2 separate regions of the Mus musculus genome follow, and region 1 is linked to region 2. The links are chromatin contacts, found by Hi-C or POLR2A ChIA-PET in ENCODE. All regions are on one chromosome and are shown on one strand. Each heading gives the region's core, a stretch centred on a gene start or an enhancer-like site at or near the end of the contact. The rest is flanking DNA. Distances are from core to core; before and after follow the strand shown. Region 1 holds the start of Zfp995 (zinc finger protein 995). Region 2 holds the start of Zfp229 (zinc finger protein 229).

Region 1 (2,797 bases), core at 29-2,528, 180 kb before region 2:
AATAATCAAAACCTGGGTAGAAACAACAGTTGAGATTATATGTTTTCCACACCACATTGCAAGCAAGTATAAGACATCTATGATAAAAGAATCAAGTTTTTGAAGACAGAAATTAAAGAATATACTAGAATGTGGAAAGATCTCCCAAGCTTGTGGATGAGGAGGATTCACATAGTAAAACTGGCCATCCTACCAAAAGAAAAATATATATTCAATGCATTCCTTACCCAAATACCAGCTTCTGTGTTATAGACCAGAGTGATAAAATGATGTGTCAGACACAAATGCCCTTTCCCTTGAGAATTCAAGTATTATTACGTCCATTTTCCTTACCGTTCTGATTCTGACCACGATTCCCGTCTGCATGGAATTTTAAGTACTATAAACTCACGTCAGAAGGCATTTTATTTTTCCTGGCTATCAAAATTCTGTTGTGCTATCACTGTATTTTTGCTTACATGAACTGGGGCTGACGCTGATGTTTTCATTCATGTTATGGTTGTCAGACTATTTGTAGGAAAATATTTGTGCAAACTATTTGCATTATCTATTTTCTTTGCTATTGTGGCCATGACAAATCTCTTGGAGTTTAACTTTATCAGTGCTTTCCAACTGCCCTGTTGTACACCTTGTTGTTTCCACAGAGTGACCGTTGTCCCTGGAGCTCCCCAGAGAGCTTGCAGAGCACCCTCCCACCATTCTCTGTTCCATCTGTCTTTATCCACATTTTCATCTCAGTGGTCCCTCTTATACTTCATGTATGCTTTGATACATGCTTTGGAAGGAAGCCAAATTTTGGGACTCATTTTTAGTTTTGTGTGTTGGGGTGCAACATAGAAATTGGAATTTATCTCTTAAAGTCTTGTCTCTCTGGCCTCTTCCTCCCTTGTTCCTTCCTCTGCCCTCCATTCCTTTCCACCCTCTCTCCAGGAGGGCAAGGCCAGTCTCCACTTACCTACTCTCTCCTTCTCTCTGTCTTTCTTTGCCTCCATTACTCTCTTAAAGCCCCACCCCATGCCCTAAATAAACTCTACTCTACACAAAAAAAAAAAAAAAAAAAAAAGAATTTAGGGTCTAGGTTATATTTTGCTGTGCGATTGTAGCCTAGGAGGCTAGTGTCCAAAGGTAAGAAGTTAGGCTGCCTCTCTATTATCTGAGGGTTTCAGAACTCACTCTCAGATGTCAAGAGTTCAGCTTCCTATGGAACCAGTTTTTTTCTAGTCTGTCAGCAAGCAGTAGGGAGGTTGTGCAGAGCAGGTCCGCAGGTGGAGCTGTGTGGCAGGAAGCTGATGACTGAGCAGGAGGGAATGGAATCCCCGGGGCAGGGATAAAGGCAAGACCAGGACATTGACCAGAACAGGAAAAAAGCAGTAGTAATTAAGGAGGGGAAAGCTCTTGCTCTCAAACTGATTTGGGGGACCACGTGACCATAACCACGGTTTATTGGGCGGGTCTAGGAGAGCAGCTCCTAAGATCCAGGCCTGAGTGACAGGAACTTCCACCGATCGTCTTTCTACCTTCCGGTTTCCGCATCCTTGCCCTTTCTGGACCCGGAAAAGTCTCCACAGACGCGGTTTTGTGACTGTGGACCTGGGAGAGTCAGCAGCGCAGCGGCGGGCACCGCAGCCCGGCGGCCCCGGAAGGTCCCAGGTCAGAGGAGCTGCGGGGCTGGGAAACGGGAGGGAGCGGAGCAGGGGGATGTTTTCCGCAGCTGCTTTTATGGATGCCGCTCTCACAGTTCTGTTGTAGATATCTTACCACTGACCAGAAGTTTGAGATCCTGTGACCTGGGATTTATCGTGATTTTTTAAAATTTATCTTACAGTTACAGGAATATTCAGTCATAAAATCACTGTTAAACCAGAACACCCTACCCGCCCCAACCCAAGCTCCCTGGGACTAAACCACCAACCAAAGAGTAGACATGCAGGGACCCATGGCTCCAGATGCACTTGTAGCAGAGAATGGCCCTATTGGTCATCACTGGGAGGGGAGCCCCTTGGTCCTGTGCAGGCTCAATGACCCAGGGTAGGGGAATGCTAGGGCGATGAGGTAGAAGTGAGTGTGTAGGTGGGGCAGCACACTCTTAGAGGCAGGGGTAGGGGATAGTGGGTTTGTGGAGGAGAAACTGAGAAAGGGGATAACATTTGAAATGTAAAAATATACCCAATAAAAAAATGGAAAAAAAAAACTTGTAAAAGGGCAGTTGCACCATCTATTTCCTAATGTGCCAATTACAAAGATAGTGGAAAGTGAATTTGTTCTTGCTTTCTTGCTTTGTTTTACTAATTGCTTATTCAAGAGAATGCCTTTGGCCCGGTTAATAGGCATCCCCAGAGAGCTTTGTATATACTATTATATGAGGAACCAGTGCAGATTTATTGAACCAAAAAATATACTTTATCGAGCCCTACTGTTATGGGTGTAAACACTAATATTTACTAAGCAGACATTTTAGTGGCCATGAACTTTTTAATCAGAGTTGTATGCAGTTTAGGATGTAAGTAAAACATTCAGAACTATGTCTTCATATGCTGAGTTCTTATGTTACTCCTTGGGTCCAGGCAAGCCCAATATTGGAGTCTCTTCGACACACTATACATTAAAATAAAGTTTTAGAAAACATCTTTTGAATAATTATGATCACTCCCCTGTATCAGAAAATTGTCTCTTTGGTTGAAGGAAAGCACTCTGCCCTCACATAGGTGGCCAAGCTGTTGTTTTTTACTCTAGGGTTTGTTATCATTCAGTGCTGTGTCAGTGGACTTCTTGTAGGAGAAATGGGAATTCCTAGACC
Region 2 (3,080 bases), core at 562-3,061:
CAAGGCATGAAAGTGGTGTAGACATACATGTAAGCAAAAACACACAAGCAAATACAAAATGTTTTAAAATTAAAAACCCCTCAAGAGCAGAAATGAAACTTCATGATTGGGATGACAATATTTTAAACTATTGAGTCTCTGAATTTACCATGGGGCAGAAATGAAAGAAACCCAACACTTCCCCAAATGAGAAACATGGGGAGTAAAGAACACTTCATAACAATGTCCTTTCCTGCTTTGAGAATCTCTCCCTGTAATGAGCTGTGGTGTGAAGTTCAGCCACACTGAGCTCACACACGTGCGGCCCCTTCCTTTGAGAAGGAAATTGAGGATGAGAAAATAATAGATCCAGAAAACTCTTCTCACACACAGTAACCAAAGGCTGTGCTTCTATTGTAATCATTCTAGAATAAGCACTCTGAGACACCACTGCCAGTGAAAGAATAGATGTCACAGATGGACCAAAGGTGGGAGAGCTCTGAAAGGCCTGGTCTCCAGGCCAGTTCCTATATGCATTTTATAGTCTATAAGCACAAGGTGGGGCCAGAAGGAAAGTAAGCAGGACTTCCCTGAAGCATCAAGGCAGTTAGCTTGGAGGTTTTTCAAATGCAGGTTACAGCTGACAGATGTAAGCTTTGCGGGTAAGGTAGGTAAGGGCAAGACTTTTGTTTCCGCCACCTCTCCAGGTCATTCTGTTCCAAGTAGCAAGATGAAGTTGCAGAACACTACAGCAGTGCTTTAAGTAAATCATTCAATAAATCAGTAATTCAGTATCAAATAAATGGTCTTTTCTACCTTATCCCACTTTAATTCTAACATGAAGTCTCTATGCAAAAAGCCCCGTGAAGAGAGTGTAGGCATTCCCTCTTTTCCTGGGACAAGTCCACAGCCACATCACTGGAGATCAACAAATCCTGAAATAAAAAGCAACACTTTGGCCACCTGCCCTTGAGTAAAGTGCAGGTTATGAACCAAGGGCACATTGAATTGGAGACTGTTTTCTGAAGTAAGTAAGCAGCCACAGTTATGCAAAGGTCCTTTCTACTGTGGTGCTTTGTCACTGAACATACTGTAGGGTCTGATATCTTCACACTCAGCATGCATAAGGTGACTTTCTGGACTCTAAGATGTAACATTAAGACCCTCACCTGGAATACAAGATTTTGAGTACTGTATTTACATCATAGAATGTGTGCATCTCAGATGTCAAGTTAGTGATAAAATTCTACAGAGTAAATATTAATGATTACAACTATAACTGTGGAGTTTGTGAAAATATATTTGTGATTCTTCTGTCGATCCTTATGTGACTAATATCTAACAAGTTTTTTAGGTTGACAATCCACCAGCTCTAAATGCTACTCTCTTGAAAAGCTTGGATAATTTAAAGTGTTTTGTTCTTTCCGAACTAACAAAGAGAATTGTGAGATTTTTAAGAGAATATGTTGAAAACCTTACAAGAAAAAAAAAAGTCAGGAATTGTCCAGTTCTTAGGAGCTCATGAGAGCAGAGTCCTAATGAGTAGCCCAGAAACCGATCACACCCTACTCCGCTCCAGCCCCGCAGCGCCTCTGACCTGGGAGGTTCCAGGGCCGCCGGGCTGCGGTTTCCGCCGCCGCGCTGCTGACTCTACCAGGATGCCCCGCGCGGCACCTGCGGCTCTCGGGAGTTTTCACGTCTCCGCAAGACCCTGGGCAGTGTCCTTGGCCCAGATTCTGCACTAGGTGTCCCCGGAAATTTCTGAGGGAAAGGCGAGTTTTGCTGAGGCCCTCTCCCGCTTTTGGGAATATGTTGCCTACTCTGGTCCCACCCACTATTAAGTGTCCTCTCACCGTACCCAATCCCGCCCACCTACTTCCTGTTCCGTTTACTTTCCCAAGGGTCCCAGCTATGTTGTTCTGAAAACTGCAAGTATCCAACGCCCACTGGGCGGCAGACACCTTAAGAAATGTCAATTGCCATGGGAAAGGGTGAAAAGGGGGCAGTGTTCTCTAAGGACGGCAAATTAGAGGCAGACTACAAAACAGTTCTAGAGACTGTTCAATGGCGTGAAAGCCCAAAGAAAGGGTTCAAATATCTGAACGAAACTTAAAAATGACAGAACAAAATGACTGGAGATCAAGAAATCACAAGCAAAGGGTGGAGAGAAAAATGAGGACTAAATAGATGAATCCAATAAGGCCAGGTGTTAAGGAAAACTTAATATGAAGTAACGGGGAAAAAGGAAATTCACTGGGCAGTAGTGTTGCAAGCCTGTAAAATCTCAGCACTCAGAAGGCAGAGCCAGGCCTGAGTTCAAGGCCAGCCTGGCCTACAGAGTGAGTTCCAGCACAGCCAGGGCTACATAACGAGATCCAGTCTTGAAAAAAAAAAAAAAAAGTAGAAGCTCTCAGTAAACATAGGCTATATTTCTTGGTAATCTGTTCCTGGCATTTTTGACTTCCTTAATTTTCCTGGTAAACGTTGTGCATGTCCCTTTGCGTGTGTCTATGTGTGTATGTGTTGTTGTTGTTTCTTCAGAGCAATATGTCTTCAGTGTTTATGTCACAGGTCGCGTGGAGTATCAACATCCTGAATCTTTGATGCTTTGATCTTGGGATTCTTTGTTTAAAGGCTTTCTGACAGCACATTGGCAGGCATCAATTTCTTTACAGACATTGAAAGGAATTCGACCCTCCCACCCTTTACTTGACATCAGGCACATACTGCTTTGGGTAAAGACACTGTTCTTCATGGGAAAACCTTGTCATTCCCATTACTGACTGGGACAACAAAACCCTTTTGCTCTTTAAGCAGAACATAAACAAATACTTCCGTGGCCAAGTGCCTCTCGTAGAAACTACAAAGTTAAGTTCTTCAGCCACTTAAGTGGCTAAATTTTATGAACACAGCATCAACACACATAAAATAGGACTCTAATTACAATGCTGCCTACTTGTGTTGGACTGATCAAATCTAAAATAGAACAAACATACAATTTGTGTTAAAAAAAATCAAGTAAAATATTTGGGGGTTATATCCCCCAGGGAAAAAGATTCCCAAGGAAGCCATCCCACTGAGTTACCAATTTCACAAAATAA

What was found. A loop is a pair of places that touch in the nucleus more often than their neighbours do. ChIA-PET counts read pairs that join two places held with the same protein, here RNA polymerase II (POLR2A).
Region 1: a map of v-Abl transformed pro-B cells shows a loop between it and region 2 (2.2-fold over the local background). The contact joins the promoter of Zfp995 here to the promoter of Zfp229 in region 2. A Hi-C loop is called at or near these places in 1 of 37 maps with a recorded cell type or tissue (v-Abl transformed pro-B cells). POLR2A ChIA-PET finds 5 or more read pairs at or near these places in 1 of 5 experiments (Patski).

What each region holds. Positions count from the first base shown.
Region 1 is chr17:21,908,407-21,911,203 of GRCm38, reverse strand. Zfp995 (zinc finger protein 995) reads left to right here and starts at 1,278. Exons shown (of 5, transcript NM_001256493.1): 1 at 1,278-1,650.
Region 2 is chr17:21,732,455-21,735,534 of GRCm38, reverse strand. It overlaps Zfp229 (zinc finger protein 229), which reads right to left and starts at 1,811. Exons shown (of 6, transcript NM_001164676.1): 1 at 1,577-1,811.